4 separate regions of the Homo sapiens genome follow, and regions 1, 2 and 3 are each linked to region 4. A link is an interaction called in ENCODE POLR2A ChIA-PET data of the cell type or tissue named here. Cell type or tissue: PC-9. All regions are shown on one strand. Links, peaks and the distances in the headings refer to the core of each region. The heading gives the core; the rest is flanking DNA.

The links. Peaks named below come from ENCODE experiments on the same cell type or tissue, not always from the same donor. Only the 100,000 strongest peaks of a DNase experiment are listed, where the experiment ranks them.
Region 1: POLR2A ChIA-PET joins it to region 4 with 14 read pairs; 4 of 35 experiments call an interaction of 5 or more read pairs at or near these places.
Region 2: POLR2A ChIA-PET joins it to region 4 with 5 read pairs; 1 of 35 experiments calls an interaction of 5 or more read pairs at or near these places.
Region 3: POLR2A ChIA-PET joins it to region 4 with 16 read pairs; 2 of 35 experiments call an interaction of 5 or more read pairs at or near these places.

The regions. Positions count from the first base shown.
Region 1 is chr4:183,633,373-183,641,488 of GRCh38, reverse strand. RWDD4 (RWD domain containing 4) reads left to right here. Exons shown (of 8, transcript NM_152682.4): 8 at 21-1,854. The coding sequence ends at 53. Among named protein-coding and RNA genes, the nearest start is that of RWDD4, 22 kb to the left of the region's middle. In PC-9, for the core only: no CTCF peak of the experiment used is centred there; a DNase peak (open chromatin) is centred at 3,828; H3K27ac peaks cover 1,777 bases.
Region 2 is chr4:184,449,799-184,457,914 of GRCh38, reverse strand. The region is part of intron 1 of IRF2 (interferon regulatory factor 2); the gene reads left to right. Among named protein-coding and RNA genes, the nearest start is that of IRF2, 21 kb to the left of the region's middle. RefSeq lists enhancers at 46-105, 4,350-4,409. In PC-9, for the core only: no CTCF peak of the experiment used is centred there; a DNase peak (open chromatin) is centred at 4,294; H3K4me3 peaks cover 664 bases; H3K27ac peaks cover 902 bases.
Region 3 is chr4:183,537,380-183,545,495 of GRCh38, reverse strand. It overlaps LOC101929996 (a long non-coding RNA gene), which reads right to left and starts at 1,874. Exons shown (of 4, transcript XR_939540.3): 1 at 1,739-1,874; 2 at 1,033-1,254. RefSeq lists enhancers at 3,649-4,444, 7,425-7,991. In PC-9, for the core only: no CTCF peak of the experiment used is centred there; no DNase peak of the experiment used is centred there.
Region 4 is chr4:183,435,016-183,443,131 of GRCh38, reverse strand. No RefSeq gene overlaps it. Among named protein-coding and RNA genes, the nearest start is that of CDKN2AIP, 5.6 kb to the left of the region's middle. RefSeq lists an enhancer at 3,936-5,135. In PC-9, for the core only: no CTCF peak of the experiment used is centred there; a DNase peak (open chromatin) is centred at 4,241; H3K4me3 peaks cover 570 bases; H3K27ac peaks cover 2,100 bases.

The DNA.
Region 1 (8,116 bases), core at 1,334-5,333, 200 kb before region 4:
TTTCTCTCTTTTTTTTATAGTTAAGCAAAACTGGCTCTAAGGATGATGAGTAGCACTTGGAATTTGAGACAAGGAAAGAGCATTCTTTAAAGAGTAAAACTGGGTTCAAAATCTTTCATTACTATTTTCTGGTATTGAGGCGACTTTTTATAAAACACAATTTTTTGTATGTTTCTTACATTAAAAAGGTTGTAAGTTGAAAGTTCATGAAGAGATCTTGTTGTATTAAATTATTTTCACAAACTTGCCTTAATAAAAGGTGAAAATGTTACTGTTTAGTATACTTTATGAAGCCCCTTGAGCTTTATAAATGGACAGGCATGGGGAATAAGAATCAGTGTTAATTTAAATGATCTTATCCTGGTGGATGTGCTATTTTCTTAAAGGAGTATGAAGCCCTTTTCAAACTATCATCCCAGTGGAGCGGAGTACTCAGTGAACAGTTACTCCATAGTGCAATCCATATTAATAGGCTTCTTCTCTTAAGTCTTCATCTCTTCTTTTGCTTAATTACTGAACCGTAAATTACTTCAGAGAAATTTAAATGCTGGTATTTGAACTTTATACATGATACTTTTTGTAGTTTCTTTTAATTTTTGAAAGATGAACTGCTTCCTTTTAATAAATTAATATCTATTTATACTTTTCTCTTGATTTGGGTCAAGATGTTTGATCATGAGTGCTTTGAGTGGTATGTGGAATAGGAGAATATAAAAACAAATCTGCCAAATACACTAGAAAGCATTTTAGTAAGAAATGCTGGCCCTTTCTTAAAACATTTCTCTTGCATATACCAGGATGGGAGTAAAAGATGCCTTAATATTTAGTTTTTGTATTGTTGGAGACATTGATTTTAATAAAATCCTATTTATCTGCTGTTGTGTGCTTTTAGTTGTTGGATAACTGAGGTCTCCTAAATGGTTCAACATAAAACCACATTTCAAGTCTTGTTTCTTTTTGGAGTGTCTTTTCAAGTATTCAAATGTATTTCTCAACCTGAGCATCTTTTTAATCATATACATGGGAGTCTTTTAAATGCTGAACTGTTACACATGCTTGATTTAAAAATAATAATAATAGAGGAAACTATTGGTCTAGTTGTGCCAAGAAAAGTTTCTGATGTTTATGTGTGATGTACAGTGATTTTGTATATGCGCCCAGCTTTAAGAACACATAAAACTATTACGTCTGGTAGGAAGATTGTTAGTGCCTCAAGTTACACCTGTGCAGCTTGGGTCTGAGTTTTGATAGAACAGTAAACATTTAAAGAAGTTAAGAGCAGTTTGAGCTGTATCCGCGGTTTTTACTCGTTAACTGACTTCAGCTAAATAGTTTGAATTATAGAGTAAGTATAATTACAGCAAAGGAGTTAATCTCATTTTCAAAGCTGTTTCTCATTTTATTTCTTGAATTAATGTAGAGCAAAACATGTTAAAATTCAGGACCACTGGAATATGGCAACTTATGTTTCAGGGTTGTGTGTGGGTAGTATTTGTGGTTGTATTGGTTTGTTTTTTGTTTTTGGAGAAACATCTGCTAGTGGAATAAAATACTTTGTTTTGCTCTGAAGAGACTGAAATTGTTCAGGCTTATTATGGCTCATAGATTACAGAGAATGATGCTAGTTACATGCCAATGAACTATTTTTACTCTTTTTATATGAAATGTAAAAATTTGTAGGGGTTCTGGTGATGGTGGTACCTCTTATTACCTTATGTAAAACACTTGAACAGCCTCATCAATATTGCCGTCATCTGTTTAACACTCCCAGTATATTTTCTCAATGTCTGTTTACTTAAAATTTTGTGGAGTGACATAATTAATAAGCAATAAAGTCTGAATTATACACAGCGATTTTTCTACACATTTTATTTCAGATCACTTCAGAGAGAATTGTTGATTTTATAAATCTGCATGGCCTTATGGTGCAAGATGTACCCTCCTACTAGAAACTATTCAAAATGTTGGATTAAAAAATGTTTTTCAAATGAGCTCACAGGAGAAAAGGAATGCCTAGAGGCCAAAAAATTCAGTGAAAGTTGGAACCTAGAGGTTAAGGACAGCTTTAGTTTTCAGCTTCAAGGGCCCAGAAGACAAGAGATGAAGGCCAGGATCAGCCTAGGTTAGGGAGTCATACCCCCGACACATCTGTAAGACTGAGGCCCATCCTCCAGTGCGAGCCCTGAGGAAATTTCTGTCTTGGAACTGGTTCTGGATGGAAGAGTAAAATATAAGTATATACATATATATACACATATATAAGTATGGATACACACACACTCCTGACAGTTTGTGCCCCCAAGTTACCTCACACTTGGATTTCAGCCCAAATTCCTCCCCCTATGTATGATTTTAAAACAGACAAAACCTCAAGCCAATATCTTAGTTGAACCAAATCAGTAGGGGCTCTAGGTAACTGTTAGAAATGAACACACATCTCTGTTCTTTCAGAACTCAACTTGAACCCAGACCACCAGTGAGGTGCCCCATAAAGAGTTTATGGAATGTGTCCTCACAGTCAAAAATCACAATACATAAAAGCAAGGCATGAGAGCCTGCCCAAAAATCTTAGGGGAACAGGAGCCACAAGGGTATAGTGATACTCTACAGACTCAAAGTGTGTTTTAAATAAATAAACTGAATGGGGAACAAGACAATTATCAGAAGATTTGAAAACCAAAGAGAACTTCTTGAAATGAAAAAATTGAAATTGAATTTAAAGATGACAAATACACTTGCAGTGAACCTTGACAAATCTGATATGTTTAAATATCCTATGGAATGAAACGGGTACTGGCCGGCACTTTGGATTTTCTCTTTTTGATTGCAGCATTAGAATCATTCCACACCGTTTTGTCACAGGCCACAGCTTTTTTTTATTTGTTGCTTGATTCAAGCTTTCACCAAGCCCTGCTTGGTACTGTAGATGTGCCTAACCCTGGATCTTGGAATTTTTTCGGAGGGTTTTTCTTTTCTTTTTTTTTTTTTTTTTTTGTAGAGAGATAGGGTCTTGCTCTGTCACCCAGGCTGGAGTGCAGTGGCACGATCATAACTCACTGCAGCCTCCCCAGGACCTAGGCTCCCGAGTAACCAGGACTCCAGATTCCCAGAAGAGAGCAGTATTGAGGATTCGGCCAGTGTTTCCAGAGGGCTGGCTGTGATTGCTTTAACCATAAATTTGGCAGGGTGTGGTGGCTCACTCCTGTAATCACAGCACTTTGGGAGGCCGAGGCAGGCAGATCACTTGAGGCCAGGAGTTCAAGACCAGCCTGGCCAACATAGCAAAACCCCATCTCTACTAAAAATACAAAAAAACTAGCTGTGCGTGGTGACAGGCACCTGTAATCCCAGCTACTCAGGAGGTTGAGGCATGAGAATCGCTTGAACCCGGGAGATGGAGGTTGTGGTGAGCAGAGATCACACCATTGCACTCCAGCCTGGGCAACAGAGCAAGACCCTGTCTCAAAAATAAATAATAAATATAAAAGTCATGCTATGTAGTAACAATAGAGATTTGTGTTTGCGTGTTTTTACCTTTGAATATTCCAGAGTGAAAACAGAACAAGAGGGATTGGACATCTAAGATTCAAAATTTCAGTATTTTCAGTTAATGTGACAAAAAAATAAGTAATATGTAACCCAGAGTGATTTTCAAATTTGTGTTCCTTTAGTGAGGAAATTAATTAGGGGTCTTTACTAACATTTTTTAATGGAATGGGAGACAATAGAATTGAACAGAAAATACCAGCATGCACTACCTGTTGTAAGAGGGTTTTTTTTCCCTGTGAAAACTTTAGTTTGGGGTGTGCATGTATGGGTACTGAGTCACTATGTAAAGTTTATTAAAATGAGTCATGAAAAAAGTGTGAAAGCCACTGATCAGAGCACGCGAAAGATGAAACGACTTTTATATGAAGATTGTTAATTTTCAGAGGCACAAAATGTGCCTTTCAAAGGGCTAAGGACTTTTATCATTGATTTTTGCATTATTCCTGAAGATCAATTAAGTAAAGCTACATTGCACAATATGAGGAGAGGAGCAAGTGTTTGATTGAGAATGAGATCTTTAATGACTTTGTAAATTTGTAATAATGAAAATTCTTGCATGATAATTTTTGCTTATATGAAGAGCTGAGAACATTTTAAGAGGCAATGCCTGAATAAATAAGTAATTTTAATAGCCTTAATTTCTCACTAATGAGAACCAAAAATAAGAAAATTATTTTAACTTTCCCATTTCTAGAGGAATACCATTTTTGCTTGCTGAGCTTCCTGTATAAATCTAGTTTCCAGAATAAATTGTCGTAATAGGTTGATTGTGGTGATACAGTAAGGCAGGAAGCGTCCCCACCCCTGCCCGTTTTCTGTTTGTTATTGCTGGCACCTGGGAAGTTTTAAGTGATCTTGCCTGTTTGGCTGCAGCCTTCTGGATCTATAATAGGTCCTTTTCTCTGCCTGCCACGAAGTCTGGCCTGTTGGGAAACTATTCTTGATATTTTAAATAACAAACTACGTCTATGCTCTGTTGTTAGTGAAAGAGAATCCAGCTTAGAAAAGAAGGAAACTGTTGGGGAGTGGAGGGGGGGATGCAGATTTAAAATATTTTGCTTCATAATTGGGTGATTAGAAATCAACCTTAAAAGTTTAACACTGGGGCAGTTTTTAGAGTACACAAAGCAATCGGGGAAAATCTTTGTGTTTAACATGGCGGTGGAATTGACTAAGGAGGAAGCTTTTCCTCCTAACTGCTCCGGCTCTTCATTCTCCTGCTCCTACGGCAAGAAGACGCTGCATGCCATATGTTTGTTTTTACAGAGGGCAGTAGGTGTTCTGCATTGCTTACAGTCAGTCTCATCTGTGAAGGAACATACGAAGATTTGGACCCTGGAGCCTACGGGAGATTTTCATCTCTGAGGCTTCTTCGCAGAAAGCCAACACTTTAGCTTTCATATTCTCTTCACTATCCTTTGTATTACTAAAATCACACTTTTTTCAAATATCTACGCAACAGTATGATTATTTTTAAAACACAAAACTATTGGCCTGGTGTGGTGGCTCATGCCTGTAATCCCAGCACTTTGGAAGGCCAAGGCGGGAGGATCAGCTGAGGTCAGGAGTTCGAGACCAGCCTGGCCAACATGGTGAAACCCCATCGCTACTAAAAATAAAAAATTAGCTGGGTGGCCTGCAGTCCCAGCTACTCAGGATGCTGAGGCAGGAGAATCGCTTGAACCCAGGAGGCAGAGGTTGCAGTGAGCCGAGTTTGTGCCTCTGCACTCCAGCCTGGGTGACAGAGACAGACTCCGTCTCAAAAAACAAAAACAAAAAAACTATCAAACCTTTTCCTCCCCCTTCTGTTTTTCTGAAGATCGCTAAACCTACCATTGTCACTTTGCCATTTCACTTGATAAATTACACTAACAAAATATTCTTTACCTCCCACGGGCATCTCACAAATTTTAAATTGATAGATGTTAGTTTTTTTTGTTTGAAATTCTCATGATAACTGAGGAATCATGCAGTTTTGGTTATAAGAATGTCCGTCCATCTGCTGAAGGAAAGCTGAACTCCCGCTGCATGCTGACAAATACCATCTGTTACATTTTTCCGTTGGTTTCTATATTTTTCTTTTTATATGTCAGTGTTTTAAAATTTCTTATTTTTTATTTTTATCAAAGTCATACATGTAGATAGTTTTAGAAGGCAAGTAGTTCTGCAGGGCTTTTAATTTTGTAAAAAAAAGATCTTTTTCCCTTCTCTCACAATCTCCACCCCGCGGGGGTAACTAGTTTCGGCTACTTTTAGCGTGAACTAGTCTCTAAGGCCATAGACTCCTGCTAGCTCTGGCCCTCCCCTCGTCTTCCCCAACATGATCCTGCCTGTGGCCTTTGTTCTGGCTGTTTCCTCTGCTCCAAGTCTGCTTTTTACTGAGTGAGGCGGAAAGCCTTCAGAGGGTATGTATTGAGCGGAGGAGTGAGGGGATCTGACTTGTGTGTTGAGAATAGGCAAGCAAGAGGGAAGGCAGGAAGGCCAGTTAGGAAGCTGTTGAGGAAGTGGGTGAAGAATGACGATTCCTTGACAAGGGTGGGAGGTGGGAGTGGGTGAGAAGCGGTCAGTTTCTGGATATATAGTGAAGGAACTGCTGACGGGCTTGCTGGTGAATCCAACGAAGGATGTGGGAGAGCTAGAGGCATCGAAGCTAACTCCAAATTGGATTTTAGCCTAAGCAATTGAAAAAAAATCAATTGATAATGATACTAGTTTTGTTTAACTGATCCTATAAATAAGGCAATCCTATAAATAAGTAAGGTAATCCCAGTGAAACTGCAACTGGATTTTTAAAAGAAAGAAAAGCTGACTCCAAAGTTCTTAAGGAAAACTAAGCATACCAGAATAGACAAAAAAAAAAAATTTTTTTTCAAAAACAGTGATGATGTGAGTTTAGTTCTTTCAATTAGTCAAACATGGCCCAGCGCAGTGGCTCAGCCTGTAATCCCAGCACTCTGGGAGGCCGAGGCGGGCGGATCACTGGGTCTGGAAATCAAGACCAGCCTGGCCAACAATAATGAAACCCCGTCTCTACTAAAATACAAAAATTAGCTGAGTGTGGTCGTACACACCTGTAGTCCTAACTACTTGGGAGACTGAGGTAGGGGAATTGCTTAAACCGGGGAGGTGGAGATTGCAGTGAGCCGAGGTCACACCACTGCACTCCAGCCTGGCGACAGAGCAAGACTCCATCTCAAAAAAAATAAAAATAAAATTTAGTCAAACATTTCCAGCAGCAAGAATTAAAGTGATACTGTGCTGATACCTGCTCAGATCAATGAAAGAAAATAGAGCCCAGAAATAGACCTAAATATATATATATGAGAAAATTTAATATGCAGTTTCTTCAATGTATGGTATTGGAGAACCAAAGAGCCACTGGGGGAAAAAGGAAAGGTACTCCTATCTCACTCTTAACATCGCAGTAAATTCAGAGAGATGAAAAAAACTTTTAAAATAAAATGGATTTGTAATCCCAGCATTTCGAGAGGCCAGGATGGGAGGATTGCTTCAGCATAGTAGTTTAAGACCAGCCTGGGAAACATAGTGAGACCTCCATCTCTACGAAAAATTTTAAAAATTAGCCTGGTGTGGTTGCATGTGCCTGTAGTCCCAGCTACTCAGGTGGCTGAGGTGGGAGGATCGCCTGAGCTGGGAAGGTCAAGGCTGTAGTGAATCTGTGATCATGCCCGTGTGTTCCAGCCTGGACAACAGAGCAACACCCTGTCTCAAAAAAAAAAAAAAAAAAAAAAAGAAAGAAAAGAAAAGAAATGGAGATTTTAAAAATAGTTTCAGGATGAGACAACCTTCCCAAAGTATGACACAAGACTCTGAAGCCATAAAGAAAATGTTACATTTGATGACATAAATGTAAAAAATTGTGCGTGGAAAAAATTGCATAAATAAAACTAAGAAAAAGTACTTTTAGTATACTTATACATAAAAAACTCTTAGATGTGACAGTTTCAGAAAAGGAAATGTAAATTTATGTTAAACAAAAGGACACACCCTCATCACAAGAGAAACTAAAACTGCAGGGAGATTCTGTTTTTCTCCTGTGACACTGGCGAAGACTGAATAGCTTGGTGACATATCAAAGGTGTGAGGAAACCGGTTCTCTCTCACAAGTTGTTTTGAGTGTAAGCTAATGCAACCTTGACAAAGGACAATTCAGCAATATCCATCAAAATCACAAAGGCCTTTGGTCCAGAAATTCCACTTCTAGAAATTGTTTCCACGTCTGTGCTTGTCTGTGTGAAATGATCCATGTACAGGGATAAAGTCTTGTGTCATTACTTGCCCATACTCATCAGTATCTTCAGGTATGTCCTGGGTCAAAGGAGCCGGATTAGACAGGGGATCAAAGAAAAGCATTTGCATCAGAGTAAGGGGGATGTACGAGAATGCATACCCTGCCACATTATTTGTGTAGATGTAAGAAAATGATGTCTTTCGGCCGGGCAAGGTGAGTCACACCTGTATAATCTCAGCACTTTGGGAAGCCGAGGCGGGCAGATCACCTGAGATCAGGAGTTCGAGACCAGCCTAGCCAACATGGTGAAACCCC
Region 2 (8,116 bases), core at 2,591-6,590, 1.0 Mb before region 4:
TTCCTGTTTCCCAGTAAGGAAGGGTTTTGTTCCGAGGATACAGCCAGCTTTTTTCTTTTTTTTTTGGAAGGTTTTTGAGGATTTGGAACATTTTCCCCTGTGCATTTCAGAAAATGATAGCTAATGACTGTTAGCAGCAGGGCGTGTCGCAGCTGTGCACCTGCAGCGTTGGAGAGGAGCTCTGAGGCGTGTGCATTTGTAGTCTGCGGTCCATTGCGGGAAGGACTGGGTTGTGCCTTTGATAATAGCCAGGCCTGTCTTTGAGGTGCTTTTATATAAGTTTCTAAGAGGAAATGATGAATAGGTACAAAAATATTTTTTGTACTCTCTTTTGTTTGTTTTGAATTGGTTTGTAAAGAGAGTGATTATAGTAAGTTTATAATCCTCAAGTGAGGAGGAATTAAAGACAGTTGGCTCAAATTCAGGTAAGAAACCCAAGTTAGAGAATCAAGGATAATGGCAAGACCCCCAGAAACAATGCCTTCATAGGGCAGAAGTTAGGACAGGGCTTCCTATCCGCCCAGAGTGTCCCCAGGTCTTCCGAGTGACGTCACGCCGGGCCACAGAAGGGCTGGGCGAACACCTCAGGTGCAAACCTTAGCCAGTGGGACTCAGGAACTGGAGGGAGCCCCAGAGCTGCCCGTGCCATATTGAGGCTTCTTCCCTGCATTGGGACCACATGGATGATCCAGGAAAATTCCCCTCTGTCAAGGTCAACAGACAACCTTTAAATCACCTGCCTCCTTAATTCCCATTTGTCACATAACACAGTCTATTCACAGGTCGCAGAGGCTAGCGTGTGGGATACTTGGGAGGCATTATTCCACCTGTATCATGTGTTAACCAAACCACCTCACACTCTTCATCCGACGCAGCTACAGAGTGTTTGGGGAGATGTGGCCATCAGGTGCCGAGGCCCTCACAGCTGGGGTGACCGGCTGCCTTGATGGCATTGACTGGATGTTTGCCGGACTCTTCACTTCCCTGGGGCGATAAATTGGAAGATGTTATTCAAAGGCCTAGATATTCCTGTGGTTTATTTCAGTATTTCACCGTCTCCACTGTATTATCACTAACTGCCGTGTTTGAACCGGTTGTATGTTGTGGAGGGCCGAGCCACAGGACTCGCGTAGACTCGGTACCCTCAGTACGTGTTGGCTGAATTCAGTTGCAGTGACTGACTTGGTCCTCCAATTGTTATTTGCTGTCCAGACACAGAGGCGCCTGCAGGACATTGGTGCCCCTGGGCTCAGGCACCCGGTTTCCCGGTAGGGAGGGCGGACCGGGCCGCAGGAAAGCGCGTCAGCCGGGTGTGTGCCCTGGCTGGACCGAGGGGTTTCCTCCGCTCAGTCGGCAGGGACCCTCGCTGAGGTGCGAGGACACATGGCTGACTCTGAACTCGCAGCTTCAGGGAAACCTTCCAGCAGTTTCTCCACCGCGGCTCTCACGTTCCCCGTGGCGCAGCTTCTTCGTATCACCAATGGCTCGGACACGCGGGCGCCACCCCTCTCTTGCCCTTGTCGTTGTTCTTCCTTTTGTTGGGAATGTTCTTTCTTCCCTTCCACCTGAGGATCCCTTGGCTTCCAGGCCCAGTTCAGATGCCCCCTCTTCTAGGAAGCCTTCCAGAGTCCTCTCTTCTGGGTTTTTACATAAAATATTAAAACTTCCCCATAGGCCTTTGAAAAAAATTCATCTATTTGAAGTGCAGAGTCACATTTTTGTGAGGCGAATGAACTAATGGGGGTGAGTCTGATGCAGAGAGGGAACTCGAACCCAGTGTGTCAGACGCCCGTGATCAGTGTGATCAGTGATGGTGGGTGTGCGGCCGCAGGGCAGGCACCCACTCCGGTGTGCTCTTCCTGGCAGGCTTCGAGTCTCACCTCCGGGACACCACGTCTTGCTTGAAAGCTTGCTTTAACACTGACGTGCCCACCTTCGTCTTTGCAGGGTAAGTCCTTTGAGGCCAGAGATCATGTCTTCATCATCTTTGTATACTCCACAGAGCTTTAGATAATGCTTGGCACACAGCGATTTTCATGCGGTTGGCTCGGGGTAAGGTTTTTGGAATGAAAAGTTGAACCAACGTAATTCAAAAGTGTATTAACATCCTTAGCCGGATTCACCCGGAAAATGGCATGTAAATAGTAAAATTTTTTTTTAGGTTGCATGCTTTTTGTAGTCATTTTATTTCCTTTGCTTATCATTTGTTCATAAGTTTATCCATCACAACGTATAGTTAATATCATCCGCCTTATCCTCCTCAGCCCTTGCCCTCAGTGAGTTTTCCAGGAGGGATTCATCCACTTTCTTATCAATGAGTGATTACTACATGTCATTATGTGCAAGCTACTGTGCTCGGTATTTTGGGATGAGTGAGATGGGACTCCTCCTCACAGGACTTTATACAGAGATAAGCCCGTTGCCAAGTACCTGAAGCTGTAAGCTTTGGTTGCATCAGAAGGTGGAAGGAGGCTGAGTGCGGTGGCTCATGCCTGTAATCCCAGCGCTTTGGGAGGCTGAGATGGGAGGATCACTTGAGGCCAGGAGGTTGAGACCAGCCTGGGCAACATGGGGAGACGCCTTTCTCTACAAAAAAAAAAAAAAAAAAAAAAAGAAGAAGAAGGAAGGGAGGGGGAGGGGAGGGAGAGGGAGGGAAGGGGGAGGGGAGGGGAGGAAGAAGAAAGGAATCAGTGGGATAAGAGGTTAGAAGAAGAAGGTGGAGGGAATCAGTGGGAACAAGAGGTTAGAAAGGTGGGATGGGGATGAATTATGGTGGCCAGGAGTCCAGATTTTATTCAATGGGCGTTGTGGAACCATGGAAGGATTTTCTGCAAGGTCAGGAGCCATTTGGGGAGATTAATCTGGCCAAGAATGTGCAGGGTGGAGAATATGCTTCTATTACAGAAGGTGGACCCTGGACATCGTCTTGCTCCTTGTGGAACACTGACTTAGTCACTGCAGTTAGGTGGAGCACGGGCCCTACTGTTTGGAATTTCTTTGGGGAAGTCTTAGGGGAGACCAAGGAAATCTCACCTCATACTTTTCCTCCTAACATAAACTAGCCTTTATCTGTTTCTTCTCACGGTAGCTCTGCTAAGTTGCTATTAAGATCTCTGTTTAGTGATGAGGAAACTATGGCTTGGCGAAGTTGAAGGTTGTGAGTGGTGAGGTTCCAGTTCAGGTGTGCTTGACGCCAAATCTGAGCTCCCACTACCATATTATGCTTTAACAAGGAGAGGGAAAGAAAAGAAATCATTGTGGTCCTGGGAGGGGTTGGCAGAGAGGGGAAATAGTGACCATCCAATGGATGCCAGATCCGACCCTCCCACCTCTGGCTACCATTCGGAAACTGGTGAGAGGCAGTAGGTATCTTCCAAAAATATTTGAAGACAGTTCTGCAGCTTGCAGAGGAGACATGGATTCTTGCTTCGGAGGTATTCCTGTACTTAGAGTGGTAGCAATTTTGGCTCTTTTTCCAGTTGGAATTCATTGGTAATTGGGATGGTTTATCCCAGGAATAGAATCAAACTAGCGGAAACTGTAGTGCGTAAGTTTATAGTTTGTGTGCTGGAGCTTGACCAGATTTGAACATAAAGAGTTAAATTGGATGTCTCCATAATAATTAATAATAATAACACCAAGAATAGCTGGTAACCTTTATGGAGAGCTCCCTGGCAGAGGGGACAGCTTAAAGGAAATCCTCAAAGGAAAAGTGGCAGCAAGAAGCAGATCCTGAGGGCCAGCCTGTGGATGTGGAGTGTGGGAGGAAATCATTTACTCTCATCCAGGGGAAAAGATAGTGCCCTTCAAATCAACCTTTCAGAACAGGTTATTTTCAGGCAACTGGTTTTTGGGAAGGCGTTGGTTTTCAAGGTAGTCTGCTAGTGATGTGATTGAAGTCAGAAAGCAGCAATTTTGTTGCTCTATGCAAATAGGTTTTCTTAGGTTCCAGTTCCAGTATGCTGGCTCTTTGAGTTTCTGTTATTTGACTTTTCACAAATACTGACCACATTGACATCTCCTCTCTCTTGTCCCCTTGTCTTTTCTGTGTTCCTGAAGGGGCAAAACACACCTTTTGAGGTCTGTGGAGCTCAAAAATGAAGTCAAAGGTGACTGGGTGACACAAACAGCTCAGGTAATTCAGGTCCTGCCGTTTCTGCCACGCTCCTCCTCCTCAAGCCAGCATGGCTCAGTTATCCACTCTGATGTCTACCCTTTTCCCACGTGCCTCCTCTTATTGAACTTGTTCTCTATACTGTTACGTCTCCAGTGTCTGCATCAGAGGACTGAGAGGTCTTTTCCGGCTTGCATACTGCAGGCTGACACAGTCTTAAAGGAACTTCCTACTGCACTCTGAGGAGGAGGAGCTGTGCCTTCTCGAGGTCATGTTACTTCTCCTGTACTGCAAAGGCAGTGCTCAGAGGACGTGCTGATTAAGGGAAATATAGGATCACTTCTTTTCCCGTTTTCCATATGGAAAGAAGCTTTGAAAATGCAGTATGTGCTCGAGTCCATATGCTTTGAAATCTGTGCATGATTCTTGCTTTGCTGAATTGCAGAGGCTGATGCCATCTAGATGCTGCGACCCAGGGCCAAACACACCTAAGGGTCCCAGCATGAGTTTCAATTTATAAAATACTTTTAAAAGTCAGTCTACCCTTTTAGGTCTTAATGGCCTTGCATAAATTTTTCTAGAAAATGCTCTTTAAAAAAATGATGGAGTAAAAAATACTCTTAGATTTTCATAATTTAAATGTATCTGGAAGGTAATTTATCTGCAATTCACAGTTTTCTCATGTTGTCTGTTTTTTACAGAAAAGAATATTACATGTGTATCTGCATCAGATTTCAAGATCATTGTAGTTTTTTCTTTTTTTAATTTTAAGACAGCATGTTTCACACATGATTAGATTACTTGGGAAGCATTCCTAGAAGTGACATGGCTGGGTCCAAGGGTGTAGTTTTAAAATTTTTAATACCTTGGCCAAGCTGCTGTTTGGAAATTTTGTACCTATTTTATACTCCCATAGTGCATGTAAGATGCAAAACACTATTCTAGATATTTTACATGTTTATTTGCTTTTTTCTTCTCTCTCTATTTCTTCTTTCTTTCTTTCCCTTTTTTTTTTTTTTTTTTTTTTTTTGAGACAGGGTCCTGCTCTGTTGCTCATGCTGGGGTGTAGTGGCATGATCATAGCTCACTGCAGCCTCTACCTCCTGGGCTCAAATGAACCTCCTGCTTCGGCCTCCCAAAGTGCTGGGATTACAGGTGTGAGCCACCGCATTGCCTTATTTTACATGCTTCTTCATTTAATCCTCACAAAGCCTGATGAGAACAGAGAAGGTCAGTAACCTGCCCAAAGTCACAGCTAAATGATAGAGCTGGGGGCGAAAGCAGGCAGTGCCGCAGAGCTCCACGGTCCATGTTGTTGCTGCGCCCGGTCTGCACTTCCATGGCAGCCGGCATGAGAACATGAGCAAAGAGAGGCTGTGATGAGACTCCTTCCTTCTGGGAGCCTCTGGATATGGCTATGGCCTCGTCTTTCACTCTGCTTCTTGATTCATCAGGTAGGACAGGTGCAGAATGCTTTTCCTGGGCCGAAGCCTATGGTCTTCGCATTCTTTGTGCAGCGGTATAATTTGGAAAGAAGCAATGGTCACTTTGGAGAGCCAGCCCCTTTGCTCAGCTCTCCTGTGCCCCTGTGCTGCTGTCGTTGCCCCTGTCACCTCTGCCAGCATCATTTCCCATGACTGCAGTGCTGGGGGGACTTGGGCCTGGCCTGGGTCCCTACATCACCTGAGGAGGGTCTCCAAATAGAGGTGTGAAGGTTTTACAGAGATTGTGTAGGGATTTCAGGCTTTAAACCCTTGCTTGTCTTTGCTGCTGCATTTGGTGTGAGAGATTGCAAAAAATGTGTATGTTTTTATTGGTGCAACCCTAGGGTCATACAGGGTCAAAAGGCTTCCTCTTTTAGGAAGAGTCCCAGACAGCTGCTAACTTATCTTCTTGTTCCATCCCTGTTTATGGGGGATTTGTATTTTTAATTGCCTTTCACTCTGAACAAAGACTGAGCAAGCAGAAAGTGTTGGGAAGGGCCCCAGGGAACATTCTGGCTTGTGTTTTCTTTCTGATCTGTGGGCCTGGGGGACTTCAATGTTCACTTTCCTGACAGGAGGAGACAACCATAGGAACTAGTGTGGTGTCCAGTGCCAGCTGGGGAAGGAAACCAGTTTCCTAGCATTTATGTTTCAGGATCAATGGCACATGTAGAAAAATACTATATCCCAGGGGTTCTATATTACCAAGAATACCCCTGAAGATGAAGCCCATTTTTGGATCCTCAGTTCTCATGATAATGGAGTTTGATGACCTAGAGTCAGCTTTGGCATGGGCTAAGCCAGAGCACCCTTTTAAAATGAGGATAGTAATGAGAACGACCCCATGGGGTTACTGTGAGGGTTAAATGAGATAATGTATAGAGTTTAATGCTGAGTGCATCATGGGTGCCCAGTGAATAGTCATTGCTCTCACAATCCCCACCACCACTATTATCTCCCTAGACATCAGGAGAACAATTTTGTGAAGCAACTTTGGACTTTTGCATGTATATATTTATAAACAATTCAGTGCCTGCAAATGTAGAAGCTGATTTAAGTACCTTGGCCCTTATGGTAGGAAGGTCTCTGGGGCCCCTTCACCTTGACCCTCTTTACCTTTAGAGTTTCTTCTTTCTTCACACTTTCATGAGGAAGTATGTGCCTCTTTGAACTGAATTTCTACCCAAGTACCATGGAATCTAAACAGTTCAGTGCTTTTCAACTTCTCACGTTGCATAATATTTGCCATTTGATTCAAAATTACGTGATAAAAGAAATGGAGGAGGTAAACTTGCCAGACAATTCCTGTGTCTGTTTTTGCATTTGTGCTTCTGGGTATTTAGTCTTTTCGGTTTGCACCAGGGCTTCCGTGGAGGAGGAGGGCATGTGAAATGGAGCAGTTGCTTACGTACTGGTCTCAGTGGACGGTGTGGATGTCATTCATAGGGCATGCACAGCAACAAACAAACAAACAAACAAATGCCATTTAACGTGATCCTTGGAAAGGTATTTTTATAATAACTTTAGTTTTTAAATCAAATATTTAGAATGTCATGGAGAAAGAACAATGATATTACAAATGCCATCATAAAGGAACCTTAGGGAGACTATTTTAAAGAAATTTTGAATCTAAATATTTAAAGCTTTTCTTATTTTATAAGTATTTTATGTATTTGATTGGTAAGGTAAAGCACATACGTATTGTTAGGTAAACTCGACTTAAAGGAAATAATACTTTTAAATGGCTACTTAAGATTTCAAATTTTATAAAAATATTTAGGAAAAGTATTTTTCCACTTTCTAATAAGCAGAAATAGTTTGCATTACATTTTTTCATTTCAGAACTAAACAGTGCTATTATTCACTACATTAAGCCTAGTGTGTGCCAGATTAATGTGTAATATAAATACAGTTTAAGGAAAATGATGCTGATTTTTCGTGTAGCGTGATAACAATAATATATTCCAAAGATTGAAATAACTTGAAATCTACTGCAAGCCCCAAATCCCTTATTTGCAATCCAAAATGCTCTGAAACTGAAAGTTATTATCATGACTCATTTGGCAGGATAGTCTGCCCTGAATTGACATGAAGCTATTCATAGCTTTTATTTATCCCAATCAGTGTGAATGTTCGTGTTTCACTGCAGAAATATTAACTGTGTTGGATTAAGGGGTTCTGCCCTAATTACTTTCCGGGGTGTTTTGTTCCTTGTGGTATATGGTATGTGTACCGCATTATCTTGCTAACATCCACACACTTTTGAATTCTGAAGACTTTATCTGGCCCCAAGATTTTGAATAGAAGACGGTGAGCCTGCGTCAGTATACCTAGCCCCTACAACCAGAGGCTTCTCACATCCTGGTGTTTCCAGGAACAGTCGCTCTTTATATCTGTTTCAGGTGTCAGTATTAATGAGACCCCATTCACATTCAGAAGTGCTCCATTTTGGCTTGGTCACCATACTAACCACATACCATAGTTCTTGGTAACGGCCAGCGCAGTGTTGGTGAACATC
Region 3 (8,116 bases), core at 2,250-6,249, 100 kb before region 4:
ATTATTTTATTATTTATTTACTTATTTATTTATTTTTAGACAGAGTCTCGCTCTGTTGCCCTGGCTGGAGTGCAGTGACACAATCTCGGCTCACTGCAACTCTGCCTCCCAGGTTCAAGCGATTCTCACATCTCAGCGTCCCAAGCAGCTGGGATTACAGGCGTCCACCACCACGCCCGGCTAATTTTTGTATTTTTAGCAGAGACGGGGTTTCACCATGTTGGCCAGGCTGATCTCAAACTCTTGACCTTAAGCAATCTGCCTGCCTTGGCCTCCCAAAGTGCTGGGATTACAGGCGTGAGCAACCAAGCCCAGCTCCTTTTATGTGTATTGAATATTTTATTGTGCTTTTGTACTACCTACTCATAAAAAACTGGCCGGGCACAGTGGGAGGCTGAGGCACTTGGGAGGCTGAGGCGGGAAGATCACTTGAGGCCAGGAGTTTGAGACCAACCTGGGCAACATAGGGAGACTCCCTTTCTACAAAAAGTTAAAAAATTAGCTGGGTGGGGTGGCTGGAGACCCATTTGACAATCCATTTACTACAAGCTTGTCAGTATTTAGAACTGGGGCAAGATAAGTTAAATGATGTAGATGTTTTATTTCTTTTTAGTTGAGGGCAGGCAGGAGATGGTATTTGCTAGTAGACATTCTGAATGATGTAGCCGAGGCATCTCAAATAACATATCTGTTTAAGAACATAAATGCCTACCTTAACAAAATAAAGCCTCATCTTTTAATGCTGGCGATGGGGGGAGAATCTCTACAAGAGAGCCTTTGTCCCAAATTCATATGTGCTGCAGAGATCTCCCCTAATTGTTATTATTTCTCACTGGCTTGAAGGAAGGAAGAATTATACTATTCATTTTATGTTCTCGAAGACATAATAGCACAGTTAACAGTAGGACTAGAGTATTTTTATAATTCTCTGCTCAAGACTAAGAAAAACAAAAAAAGCACATGATACAATATAACTACATTATTTGGCTTATAAAATATGTCCTCCTCTGAGTCTTACAGGCTGCAATCTACCTGCAGTCTGATGTGCAGCTATCTGGTGAGTGCTTCTTGAAACCCGGATTCAAGAGAGAGCTAGGTGTTTCCTCTTGCTGAAGTCCACATTTTGAATTACAGCTTCCACGTGGACAAATGTCTTCCTTCCAAAATGGCTGCCCCATGCGACTCATGTCCTAGCCTGACCTCATCAGGGAAATCTCTCTTCCCTCCCCACAAAGTGGGGAATTCCCCTGCAGTCTGAACGAGAACAGCATATCCCAAGTCAGCACAAACAGAGAGGACGCTGCTTTTGCAAAAGAGGTTTTCATTGCAGTCAAAACTGAAAACTTCTTTTCCCCATCACACCAGTCCTGCTGCTTATTCTGGGTTCTTGATTAATTTACTCTAGAAACTAGAAATTATTCTGGACTCCTGTCTTCCTACCTCCCACTTCCCCACGTCCGACTAGCCACTTGGTCTTCCAATGACTCTACTTTCTGAATAGCTCTCAAATTAGTCCACTTCCCTCCATCCCCCATCCCACGGCCTCTAATCCAAGGTGCCACGATCACCCTGAGGTGGACGACTCCAGTTTCTCCCATTCCAGTCTCCTCACTACGCTGTCCACAGTGATTTCTCCAAATCCAAATCTATTCACATCAATTCCCTGCTAAAAACTTTCACAGCTCCCCATTGTCTCAAGTGTCAATCCTAAAACCCTTGCAAACATGCCCCAACTTACTTGTCTTATTTCATCCACCTGCCTCAAAACACCTTGTTAGCCTTCGGGACAGCTGTAGGGTTCCCAGAAAATGCAGCCTTTCACAGCTGTCTGACCTGGCCCCAGCGGTTCCCTCTGCCTAGAATGTCTTCACATTTTCCAGCTGGCAAATGCTTAGTCTTCCTTCAAAATCCATCCAATGTTTTTGTGCCTGTGTTTTTAAACATGAAGTTTCTCTGACTCCCCTAAATGGTCAGCAGCTTCCTCCTCTGAATCCAAAGCACTTTGAATGGAATTCAGACAGCATTTTTCTTATTTTATTTTATTATTATTTTTTTTTTGAGATGGAGTTTTGCTCTTGTTGCGCAGACTGGAGTGCAATGGCGCAATCTCAGCTCACTGTAACCTCCACCTCCCAGGTTCAAGCGATTCTCCTGCCTCAGCCCTTCAAGTAGCTGGGACTACAGGTGCCCGCCACCACACCTGGCTAATTTTTCTACTTTTAGCAGAGACAGGGTTTCACCATGTTGACCAGGCTGGTCTCAAACTCCTGACCTCAGGGGATCCGCCTGCCTCGGCCTCCCAAAGTGCTGGGATTACGGGCATGTGCCACTGCACCCAGAGTTGCATCTTTCATATTTTATAGCAATTGTTTTCAATTCTGCCTTTCTTCTTCTTCCCCAGACTGAAAGCTTCTGAAGAGAGAAGACTATCTTTGTATCTTCACTTAGCGCAAGACCTAGACATAACAGAAGCTCAAGAAATGTATTCATTAACTCATTCATTAAAAATAATTGTTAGTGTTTGTTGCTTGTGAAACTGTGGGCTGAGTGCTGGGGATGTAACACTGCAAGAGACAGACGTGATCCCTGTTCTCTGGGAACTTGAATGATGAACAAATTAACTAAACATCCTGCAGTTTTGTTTTTTTTCTTCTTAAAACTATTTCAGTTTTGCTCAGCCTTCACCCAAAGAATTCAGATTAGTTGATACTTACACTATCATCTCTTCCCTAAAACACCAACCTTGCCAGTGACAGTATTAGGACCAATAAATATTGCCATGTTTTGAGTTCAAAGAACTTCAAGTCCCCGTCTCTGCCTTCCGGAGGTGTGTAGTCTGGCTGAAGAGTGAAAACCAACATATGGAAAAATTAGGAAACAATATAGGGAAATAATTCAGTGCTAATTGTTTGGGACAGACTGCATATTTTCAGAAGGGAGATAATGAAGTCAGTCATATAATTAGTGTATAATTGATAGCTCATGCTGTGCACACCATCAGTGAATTCAGCACAGCAGCAAGATAACTTTCAATACACAAGACAAGGCTTTGCTCCCTACCCTAGCATAAGAATCAGATCTGTGGGAAAATGGACCTGTGCCTCAGCCTGGGAGGTGAAAGGGACTTCCACGATGACATGTAAAAAGAAACAGAAAAGTGCCGTCCCAAAACTCATATTTCTGGAGTCCCTTTCACAGAGCATGGAGGCGCCTGGGTTGGAAAGAGCTGCTGTTTTACTTATCAATTTGTTTTTCACAAGAAGAGGAATTGGAGAACAGTGGGGGGAGAGGGTCATTCAGGACCCCAAACTCTTCATGGCCCCCAACGGGTTCTTGCCAAGGGCGACAGGAAAGCACCTGCCATACTCTGAGTGTTTGTATTCTTTAAAAAAATTTTTTTTTATTATACTTTAAGTTTTAGGGTACATGTGCACAACGTGTGGGTTTTTGTATGAATAGATTTTTCCTCTTGAATATTCCTTTCTCAAACACCCTTGTTCTGGCTGCCCCCAATCCCTTATAAGCCAGCAAGCCAGGTCTGTGGCTTTGACAGGAGCAAACACAGCCCTGAGCTGCTCTCTGCATGGCCACCCTCCCTGAGGAGCCAGTGGATTCTCCTTCTGGCGCTCGGGGGCTGTGCAAGGGGAATGCAGAAGGCTGAATTCCACATTCTTGAAGCTGTCTGCAACAAATCCGGCCTCTTGAAGAGCCCCTTAATTGAGGTATTCTGAGCTTTATCCCAATTAGCCTCATCAGTGCTAGAGTAAATCCTCTTCACTCTTTTCCTTCATACCTAAGAGTCTAGATCAGGACAAACCAGCCCCACACAGCAAAAGGGAAAGGAACATAGGAACCAGCATTGCCTAACTATATGGACTACATTTGTTAGACTGTTAGACTTCGGGCAACAAGAGACAGAAATATTAGATATGGTTTGATAGGCATAATATTTCTAAATGTAAATGCCTTCAAAGGCCTCTGGAAAGACCCTCCCTTAAGGAGACTCCCTCACGTCCATTGCACATCAGTTAAGCAGTTAAGGACTTCAGAGAGAAAAGAAAGGCAGCCCGCAGTTACCATGAGAACGTGCCCTCCTGGTCTCAGAGACTTTGTGTTTACATTTTTAACTAGATATGGCCTTAGCAGCGTTGGCCCAGGTTCCACACTTGAAATTAATGCACTGGAAGGCTCGTAAGGGTCAGAGGTGAAGAACCCAGGCTTGTGTTTCAGCCCAGCAGACTCGGCAGGGATGAAACAACACGTGGGTCCCATGGACACTGATGTTCTTGGGTTTGTTTCAAGGAGATAGCACGCTCTGTTTGTTAAAGCTAACAATTGTAGCGTTGACGGAAAAAGCTTGACTTGGTTTTCATTCTTCCCTGAAGTAAACACTATTTTTTTCTTTACAGTACAATGACGCGATGCACATTTGGAAATATGACTTTTTTTCTTTTGGTAGCACAGTACCTAGAATCTCCTTTAAAAATCTGTTTCTAAAGGGAAAAAAGTTCCATTTGAAGGAAGCATTAATATTTTCCGTATGTGTTGGCTCCCGAGGGTGGAATTAATATTCAGATTCAGATTCAACCCATGTGGGTTGGCAAGTGGAGGCGTGTAGATCACAAGCAAGCGGCAGCCGTGCGAGTCTCAACTGATCAAGAAATCCACCAACCTCGCAGGTGTGAAAAGCTGGTGGGGCTCAGTGGGCTCAGCTCTGAAATCAAGCCCTCAGCCAGGCTTTGAGATGAAATTTCATGAGCAACACCGATTGAAGCAGCTCCTCTCATAGGTCAAAAGATACTTTTCCACTTTGTGAAACGCATGGGCGAAGACATTCATGGAGTATCTGAGCTGCAGGGGGCCACAGAGATCACCCCGTGTGGTCCCATGTTTGACAGCTGAGAGCAGTAGAATGCACGGTAGCAGCAGGACCTGCCCAGGTCTGGATAGCTCCAAGGTCAGGCATCACTGCCCTCAGTCCCAGGCTCCCAGTGCTATGCCCAGGGCCACGCACATAATTCTACAATCTGCAAACCATTTTCCCATTTTGGAAAAAAAAAAAAATATATATATATATATATATATATTTTTTTTTTTTTTTTGAGACAGAGTCTTGCTCTGTTGACTAGGCTGGAGTGCAGTGGCATGAGCTCGACTCACTGCAACCTCCGCCTCCTGGGTTCAAGTGACTCTCCTGCCTCAGCCTCCCGAGTAGCTGGGGAAAATTTTTTAAATGTGCATATGTGATTCCAGAAAACATAAACAAATAAGATTTGATGTTTCCGGCCTTCTTAAGCTGTCATTTTATAAAAATTAGTTTCTTTTTGCTTTGTAGAGATAAGGTCTCACTCTGTCACACCCAGGCTGGAATGCAGTGGCATGAGCTCGACTCACTGCAACCTCTGCCTCCCGGGTTCAAGTGATTCTCCTGCCTCAGCCTCCCAAATAGCTGGGAAAAATTTTTTAAATGTACATATGTAATTCCAGAAAACATAAACAAATAAGATTTGTTTCTGGCCTTCTTAAGCTGTCATTTTATAAAAATTAATCTCTTTTTCTTTTTAGAGATAAGGTCTCACTCTGTCACGCCCAGGCTGGAGTGCAGTGGCACACTCATAGCTTACTGCAACCTCAAACTCCTGCTCAAGTGATCCACCCACCTCGGCCTCCGGAGTAGCTGGGACCACAGGCAGGCGAGCGTCATCACGCCTATCTAATTTTTTTTTAAATTTTTTGTAGAGACAGGGTCTCACTATGTGCCCAGGCTGGTTCCAAACTCCTGGCTTCAAACCATCCTCCCACCTCAGCCTCCCAAGTGCCTCAGCCTCCCACCACACCCAGTCAATTTTTTTTATAAGTAGGTAGTACAAAAGCACAATATAAAATTCAAAATACATGAAAAGATATACAGTAAAAGTAAATCCTCTTCCTACTCTTGACCTCCAGTCCCTTAGTTTCCTTCCCTAGAGGCAGGCATTGATTCTGGTTTCTCGTGTATCCTTTTGGACAAACCCTAAAGGGCAATCTTTTAAAATTATTTAAGATGCATTTTTGAGCCGGGCATGGTGGCACATGCCTATATTCCCAGCTACTCAGAAGGCTGAGGCAGAAGGACAGCTTGAGCACAGGAGTTCAAGGCCAGCCTGGGCAACGTAGCAAGACCCTGTCTCAAAAGCAAAATTCATTTTTGCCATTTTTTCCTTGTGATCACAAACGCCTGTGTGGACACTGACTGAATAATACCTAGTATTGCCCAGGTAATTTCTCATGAAAGCTAAATAGCAATAACCTGAGAAGATCTACAGGCAGGTGGGAAAAAGCAGATTGCGGCCTGATTGCTGCTTTCCTTCAATATTTTGTATCCAACATCTACATTTTCTTTCTAAAATTTCTGTGTCTACAAACAAATGAAGAGCTCACAACATGGCTGTTCAGAATTTGTGGTTTTCAATAAGCAACTGCCACCATTTAGAATAATCAACAGAAAGCCAGTTCTTCAATTTTTTTTTTTTTTTTTTGAGATGGAGTCTCGCTCTGTCACCCAGGCTGGAGTGCAGTGGCATGATCTTGGCTCACTGCAACCTCCACCTCCCAGGTTCAAGTGATCCTCCCGCCTCAGCCTCCCGAGTACCTGGAACTACAGGTACACACCACCATGCTCGGCTAATTTTTGTATTTTTAGTAGAGACAGGGTTACGCCATGTTGGCCAGGCTGGTCCTGAGCTCCTGACCTCAAGTGATCCACCACCTTTGCCTCCCAAAGTGCTGGGATTACAAGTATGAGCCACTGTACCCGGCCCCCAATTCTTCATTTCTGAAAGACAACAGTCACAACCTGGTTGCTATAGTTTGGATATGGTTTGTTAGGCCCACCAAGTCTCCTGTTAAAGTGTGGTTTCAGTGTCGGAGGTGGGGCCTGGTGGGAGATGTTTGGGTCATGGGAGTGGATCCCTCATGGATGGCTTGGTGCTGTTCTCATGGTAATGAATGAGCTCTCCCTCTATTAGACCCCAGAAGAGCTGATTATTAAAAAGAGCCTGGCACCTCCCTCCACTCTCTCTAGCTGTCTCTCTTCCATCCTCTCTTGCCACGTGATGCCGCTCCTCTTTGCCCTCTGCCATGAGTGGAAGCTTCCTGAGGCCCTCACCAGAAGCAGATGCTGGTGCCTGCTTCTTGACAGCCTGCAGAACCACGAGCCAATAAAGCTTTTTTCTTCACAACACAACAAACCCAGACTCGGGTTTTCCTTTAAGCCTTTTCAGATAATTCGTCATTATCTGTGATTTAAAATCGAGACTCATAAAGAATAAGGTAGAAAGCCAGGAATACCTATTTGTTGTGTCTCTTTCTGAGCTTTCTCTGATATTTATGTACCCCCATTGCTCCAGGTCATGCCCCCTTTCTTTGCTGGGACTATTAAAATAGACGCCTTTGGTTATCCCTGCATAATCAAGACACTGTGGTCAAATCCTAGGGGGTGAGTGGGAGAGGGTTACAGGGAAAAGTCAGAGGTAACAGGGACCATGGTAATGAGTTTCAGCTTCATTGTACTGACACTGACAGTGAAATGCTATTGCAAGATTTGAAGCAGAGGGTTTACCTCAACACACACACACACACACACACACACACACACACACGCAAACACACACACACACACACATACAAGCAGCTGAGCCTTGAACAACAAAGGTTCAAACTATGCAGGTCCATTTATATGCAGATTTTCTCCCACCTCTGCCACTCCTGGGACAATAAGACCAACCCCTCCTCTTCATCCTCCTCCTCAGCCTACTCAACATGAAGCTGACGAGGATGAAGACCGTTATGATGATCCACTTCCACTTAATGAATAGTAAATATATTTTCTCTTCATTATGATTTTTAAAATATTTTCTTTTCTATAATTTATTATGCAAATATGGTGCATAATATATATACAAAATATGTGTTAATCAACTGTTTAAGTTATTGGTAAATCTTTTGGTCAACAGTAGGCTATTCGTAGTTAAGTTTGGGGTGTTTGGGGTTTTTTTTGAGACAGGGTCTCACTCTGTCACCCAGGCTGGAGGACAGTGGCATGATCATAGTTCATTACAGCCTCGACCACCTGGGC
Region 4 (8,116 bases), core at 2,701-6,700:
AGGTGCAGTGGCTCACGCCTGTAATCCCAGCACCTTGGGAGGCCGAGGCGGACGAATCATGAGGTCAGGAGTTCGAGACCAGCCTGGCCAATGTAGTGAAACCCCATCTCTACTAAAAATACAAAAGTTAGCCAAGTGTGGTGGCACGTGCCTGTAGTCCCAGCTACTCTGTAGGCCGAGGCGGGAGAATCGCTTGAACTCAGGAGGCAGAGGTTGCAGTGAGCCGAGACCAAGCCATTGCACTCCAGCCTGGGTGACAGAGTGAGACTTCATCTCAAAAAATAATAATAATAATGTTCTCACTTTTTTTCTTGTTGCCCTGTAGTCTTCTTCCCACTCATGGGCTTCATTGCCTTGAAAGGAGAACAAGTAGAGCCTGAATTTCAAACAATTTTTTTAATTATAATAAAAGCGATAGAGTCTGAAAGATGGAGTACTTGTGCAAAAACCAGGTGCTTGGAATAAAAGATACATGCATTTTTCTTTTTTGATTCTTAAAAAGTTGACTTTGCATATAAAGATTCAAAGACTATGAACCACAAGTAGCTGGGACTGCAGGCGGGTACCACGACGACAGGCTAATTTTTTATTTTTTTGTAGAAACAAGGTTTCACTGTTGTCCAGGCTGGTTTTGAACTCCTAATATCAAGCAATTCTTCTGCCTCGGCCTCTCAAAGTGCTGGGATTATAGGCATGAGTCGCTGTGCCCGGCCTCATTTTTTTTTAAAGACCCTCCCACCTACAGAGACAAATTCCTCTCTAAGCTGGGGGAGACGTTCTGAGAGAAAAGGTGAGAGGAGAATTTAGGTGATAACTAGGAAAGTCTATGGGAGTAGGGAATAAGATGCAGGGTGGGAAGTGTTGGCTGTTAGAAATTGCTAGGTAGATTTTGGGTCTAAGAGCAGAAGGACTTGGCTCTGCCCGAGTTTCTGAGAGAAGACAGCCCAATCGTGCCCTGAGCCTGTATGCGTTGGCCTTTAGAAATGAACATAGAAAGGGCCTTTTATAGCTTTGATAACCAACTATACAACTCCCTCCTCTGCTCCTAACACACGTGTGTATATATATATACATATGTGTGTGTGTATATATACATAACACACACACACGCATTTACGCACATATATCTCACAGGGCCTAGAGGAGATCCAAAAGGTTCCCAAGAAAGAGTTGAATGGTGAAGTGCCTACCAAGCACCAGGGTCCAAGGTGAATGAGGCTAGGGGTGGTCAGCTTGTCAGCAAAGGGAGATGCAGCTAGTTTTCAGCAAGTCATCAGACCAGTGCCCGTCAGGCCGCATCAATAGGAGAGGACCCTCAACCTCTCCTGAAATGATCAGTGTGCATTGCTTGTGCTGGTAGATCAAGCAGTTATACTCCCAGCAGAGCCCACAGGGAAGAAAGCACAAGACAATGCTAGGATGATAACCAAGCCTCACCCCACCACTGCCCTCACTAGAAATCTACTCAGAGGAGAAAAGGGAGAGAATTCTAATGAATTGAGAAAGATCCACTATCATCCCAAATTGAGTTTCAAACAAGTGACTGAGTTCACAGGATTAAATTTTCTGCTGTAAGTGGAAGCCCATTCACTGAAACTGGTTCTGTAGCATATCTCTCTGAAGACATCCAATAAAAATTCCAGCGGCAAGCTGGCTTTTCTGCAGATGGCTTTCCCATGGAGCAACATGAAGGGATTGCCCCTGTTCCTGGATGTGACTGTGGAAGCAAGAAAGCCTTTGGCAGGAAGGTCTGCATGTGGAGAGGCTTGTGAGGAGCAAATACTCCAGTTATGGCCAAGGTTATGACTTGATGTGAGAAATACTTCATGGTGAGGGGAAATATTTTATGCTAATGATGTGTGAGGACACAAATCTGCCAAATTACAGTGATAAGGTGGGATGTTCTGAAAAAGTAAGAGAATGTTTTAAGAGTGATCCCCTCTGTTAGAAGCTTTGAGAAATCAAGTAGGATGAAGATAGGTAGTAACAGTCTGATTACGGACTGGAGCCACCTGTGAGCTTGGCAAAAGCCGTTTTTACTGCAGTGATGAAGACTCCATATCAGAGTGAGTTCAGGAGTCGGAAATGGAGATATTTGGCTGTAAAGGGGAGAAGATAGAGGAAGCTGGACAGGGTCATGGGGTCAAGGTGGCTTCAATTTCAGATGGGAGTAGCCTGAGCATGTTGCCCACTGCTTGAAGGCAACTCACAGAAAAGGAGAGTTTGAGGATCTGAAGAAAAAGAGGGTAATTAGCAATTTCTGCAGACATAGGTGTGGCTGGGATCCACACACAGGTGGAGAGATTAACCTTAGGTGGGCAGACACTTCCTCTGTTTTAAAAGAAGACGTTTGTAAGTTTGGAGCTGAGACGTTGACATGGAGGCCATCTGATGGTGCAGAGAATGCTCGCAATGGATATTTTAGAGGGCAGAAGAGCAGGCTGCCTAGATGAACATAGTCTTTTTGGCCAATTTAAAATTACAGGCTGGGCGTGGTGGCTCACACCTGTAATCCTAACACTTTGGGAGGCCAAGGTGGGCAGATTACTTGAGCCCAGGGGTTCAAGGCCAGCCTAGTCTACATGGCAAGACCCTGTCTCTACAAAAAATACAAAACATAGTTGGGTGTGTTGGTACATACCTCTAGTTCCAGCTACTCAAGAGGCTAAGGTGGGAGGATCACTTGAGCCCACGAGGTCGAGGTTGCAGTGAGTTGTGATCGCACCGCTGCACTCCAGCCTGGGCGATAAAGGGAGACTGTCTCAAAAATTAAAATAAAATAAAAATATAATGTGTGCACACAAAAATGAAACATCTAAGTAGAAAAAAAGAGGCATAAATGAAAGCAAACAATCTCCCTCACTCAACCTGGTCCCACTCTGTGGACATCAGCATTCATGTCATTTCTATCTTGATTTCTTTGGGTGATTATTTTCATAACTCCAAATTAAATGCTTATACTTCCATTTCTTATTTTTTCAACTTTAAGCAGTACTTATTTCACTCCTGAATGTTGAAGCTGAGAAATCCATATCATTTACACTACCCCTTTTTTCTCCTAATTTTTGTTATCTTTTATTGTTTTCCCGTTGGCTACCTGTCATAAATTCAAATATTATACTTAATCATCATTTTTAAATCTATCAACTTCAGGCAGGTAGCTCTTGATTTCCACATCATGTAAGAAAATTCTGGAGAGACCATATTACAGATATTTAGATATTCCCAAAATATGCGTTCAGGATAAAATCTAATCTCTAGTGATAAATCGACAGCAGATGGATAATTCTGAAGTTTTCCTACTTACCTGCAGGATTTATGCCATTGTTTTTACATTAAGCCTTAACATTAATAAATGTTAATAAATTTGTTTGCTGCTGTGAGGATTAAGTAGATTGCGAAGTTATATCTTTCATGGGGGTGAGTTTCTAAAACCAGCATGTAAATGGAAGTCAGATGTGACTCCACTTTACCTTCTTTTCCTGTAGTGTCGCAATTGACCTCTACGCGGTGGCTCATGCCTGTAATCCCAGCACTTTGGGAGGCTGAGGCGGGTGGATCACCTGAGGTCAGGAGTTCAAGACCAGCCTGGCCAACATGGTGAAACCCCGTCTCTACTAAAAAAATACAAAAATTAGCCGGGAGTGGTGGCGGGCGCCTGTAATCCCAGCTACTTGGGAGGCTGAGGCAGAGAATTGCATGAACCAGGGAGGCGGAGGTTTCAGTGAGCCAAGATCGCACCACTGCACTCCAGCCTGGGTGACAGAGTGAGACTCCATCTCAAAAAAACAAAAACAAAAACGAAAAAACAGAAAGGCCCCTTGGGCATCTACTGATGTGAAGTTAGAGAACTATGGACTTTCTCTACAGGTTCACAGATTTTCGTTTGATTAATTTCGGTTGCTAGTGACAAAAAATTATGATTTAAAATGGCTTGTGCTGAAACAAAAAGGGAATTTATTGGCTGTGTTATTCAGAGTCCCGAGGGGGACTCTCCCCCGACTGTGGGATCCAGGTACTGAAACAATATAGTCAGGAAACCTGTTTCTCTTGTCTCTACAGTCTCAGGCAAGCTCTTCCTACGGAGTGGCAAAATGCTTCCTATTAGCTCACAGCATACGTTCTTCATAGCTCAGCAACTTCAGTAGCAAGAGAGCTTCTCTTTCCTGGTAGTTTCTGCCAGCGTCCTAAGGTTCTGTTGGGAGTTCTTTTGTCCTGTTGAGTCATATATCCCTTACATAAACACTATCCAGGTGTATGAAATGACTGTACAGGTCTGAGTCATGCACTCGCCCTAAGAATGATAAAATATCTGAGTAAGGTCAGTATCATGCAAGGAAAATAACAAACTCAATAAATAAAAGAATTTACACTCAAGGAAATGGAGATAAAACAATATGAATAGAAGGATGGCCAAATACCAGAAAAGATGTTAAAGAAACGATAGTAGTAAGCAGGTTTAAATGACACAAGGCAATTCTAAGAGGCACTGCTGTCAGGATGGCTTCCATTTTAGCCAAAGTGAAAAACCTTTTTATACCAATTTTTACATTTTTATATGCTGTTTCGTAGAGCCTTAAGGAAGACAATTTCATCTTTTTAGTCTTCATGTTCCTCCTCATGCCGACAAGGTGAGATATTATTATATTTTATTTTCCCATCCCTTTGTGAAGCTCTACACCTATCCCTCATCCCAGAATGTGGGGGATTTAAATCTACGAGAGAGATGGAGATCAGAGAAGAGTTGGTATTTGGAGAACTGCAGTTCAACTTCCCATAAACCAATAAACTTGATCCTGATTCTTCAGAATCATGGAAAATTTAAGCTGGAGGAGGACCTTAGAGATTGCATTTATTTCGTAGACAAAGAAACCTAGGTTCAGAGTGGTTAACTTACTGTCCAAGCTGATTATTGTCCAATGATTAACTCACAAGGTGTGGTGACTGAAAGATAAATAAGAACTGAGCTAAGACTTGTTAAATCCAGGCCAGGTACAGTGGCTTACGCCTGTAATCCCAACACTCTGAGAGGCCAAGGCAGGCAGATCAGAGGTCAGGAGTTTGAGACCAGCTTGACCAACATGGTGAAACCCCGTCTTTACTAAAAATACAAAAATTAGCCAGGCATAGTCGTGCGCACCTGTAATCCCAGCTACTCAGGAGGCTGAAGCAGGAGAATTGCTTGAACCCAGGAGGCGGAGATTGCAGTGAGCTGAGATCGCGCCACTGCACTCCAGCCTGGGCAACAGAGTGAGATTGTATCTCAAAAGAAAAAAAAAAAAAGACTTGTTAAATCAAAAAACTAAGATTATGACCACAATAATCCACTTAATTGTTGGGCCCTTTGGGAATTAGGAGCAGGAAGGATAAAAAAAAAATTGTGCTTCTTTGTACCCAGGGCTCCAGTTCATCAATGTGTGATTGCCTTGTAAATGTGAGCAGCCAAGGAAGCAGAAAGGAATGTTCCTGGAGGGATCTAGAAAGCCAGAGGAAAGAACAGCATAGAGCTTAATTTAGTGATCAAAAATATAGACTTGGGAGTCAGACATTCCTGAGTTGGAATTCTGGTTCTGCTAATTACCATCATTGTGTCCATGGGCAAATTATTTCACTTTTCTAAGTCTTCGTTTCCTTACCTGTAAAAGGGGATACCAGCACCTATGAATCATAAGAAATAAACGAGATGATGTCTATAAAGGCACATAGTTTAAATCCAATTAATGAACTTTAGAAACATTTTAGGTTTTATTTGGTAATATTGACAAAGTTTAATAATTGTTTGTTGTTTATGCAGAGAACATTTTTTTTCAAATAAATTCTGAGTATGGTAGGTACAAATCTCTGTCCATAATTTCAAGGTGTGTAAACAAATGTAGCTACAGTATTTTCCTCTGATTAAATTTTTGTTCTTTTCTTTTTTTTTTTTTTTTTTTGAGACAGAGTCTTGCTCTCTCGCTAGCCTGGAGTGCAGTGTCACAATCTCGGCTCACTGCAACCTCTGCCTCCTGGGTTCAAGCAATTCTCCTGCCTCAGCCTCCCTGGTAGCTGGGATTACAAGTGCACACCACCATGCCCGGCTGATTTTTTGTATTTTTAGTAGAGAACAGGGTTTCACCACATTGGCCAGGCTGGTGTCAAACTCCTGAACTCAGGTGATCCACCCACCTCGGCCTCCCAAAGTGCTGGGATTACAGGAGTGAGCCACGGCGCCCGGCCTAAATTTGTTTTCTATTTTAAGGTCCCATCCTACCAAATGGTGGAAACTTAATTTCAGTCACCTGAAGATTTTACTTCCTTCTGTACGAATTTGAGTATCCATTCCAGGGAGCTGACACAGTGCTGAGGCACAAAGGCAGGGTCAGGGACAAGGTGAGGCGCTCCCAGGCATCCCCTGAAATAGCCATCTTCCCACCAGGTTTTGGCCCACAAAGGCCACTGCTGCTTCCTCCTCATCCCTGTAGCAGCGCCTCTTTAGGTCAGGTGACTCTCCCTGCTGTGCTCATGCCCCTCTCAGGCACGGGTGAACATTCCATCGCCTACTGCACTGTGCTGGGGAGCACAGGTTCTCTCTGAGGCCCTCTCAGTCCACTTGCCCACACATGGCACACTGTCATTTCTAGTCTACTCCTCTGTGCCGTGCCAGGGAGAAGGGATGGATGCTCCAGATCTTGCAGCTTCGCTGGCTTCTGCTGGGAATGGGCATGGCCACCTTACTCATGGGTCCCCCAAACCTTTTAAAATTGCCATCATCCTTCCCCACCTCTCTGCTTCCCTTTCTCCCCGCACCACCCGCCCCCCCCCCCCCGCCCCACCCCACCGCCGCGTCCCCGCTGGCCAGTTGCAATTCGGCCTTGGAGGTACAGGTAGGCAGGACAAGGGGCCTCTCTTCTGGGAACCATACCAGCAGTCGAATTCCCTAGCTTCCCTCCTCACCCTTCAAGTTTTCCTTTCCATTGGATAATTTCTTATCTGGATATGAGGTAGCCTGGGTCTTCATTTGTCCTCCGAAACCTGTTATTATGCCCATAAAAGCCAGGGCATTGCTTCTCCTGCCTTCTCTTCTCTGCTGCATCTTGTAAAAGGCAATGGCCATAGAACTCCCACGCCTCGAGCAGAGGCAGAAGCAGGCAGAGGCAGTTTTAAAGGTTAGAGCCGCCCCCGGAATCCCCTGAGGAAATGAGGGAAGGAGCATCCTTAGCCATATCTGCCAAAGCCCCCTTAGGTATTAATACTACAGGCTGATTTTTAATTTTTCATAAGCAATTTCTTTAACCTTATAGAATAGATAGAGCAGCCTTGTGGAAAATTTGCAAGCTAATAAAGAATATGTGGATCAGGCCGGGCACGGTGGGTCACTCCTGTAATCCCAGCACTTTGGGAGGCCGAGGCAGGCGGATCACCTGAGGTCAGGAGTTCAAAACCAGCCTGACCAATACGGTGAAACCCCATCTCTACTAAAAATACAAAAATTAGTGGGTGTGGTGGCATGTGCCTCTAATCCCAGCTACTTGGGAGGCTGAGACAGGAGAATTGCTTGAACCCGGGAGGCGGAGGTAGAGGAGAGCCAAGATCACACCACTGCACTCCAGCCTGGGTGACAGAGCAAGGCTCCATCTAAAACAAAACAAAACAAAACAAAAACACAAAAAAACCAATACATGGATCAATGTAGTCATTCCTGCAAAGATCTTATGATTAGCTCCCTACCAAGGACTGCACCGATGAGGCCAAGGTTATAAAATATAATGGGGGAGAAATGAAGCAAAGGCGAAGAAAAGTGCTCAGCAAGTGGCCTAAACAGGAAGAATGTGCTGACAATCTTTGATGGGCCACCAAAGACAATATTTTAAAATCCCATTTTCGTCTCTTCTCCCCTTTATGCGACAGTTGGTTGAATAAGGATAAGTTTTTAAAAACCTCAATTAATTTTAAGAAAGGAAACAAAGTAAACGTTTTTCTTCCCACCAGGGAAGACAATTTTGATGTTAAACACCTCATTGATAGTGGTAATACTATGCAGTCAATTTTAAAAACGAGAACAAAAGCAGTGTTTTATTTCTCACTAGGGAAGGCAGTTTTAAACACCTTATTGAGGGTTGTACTGCCAGGCTCATTT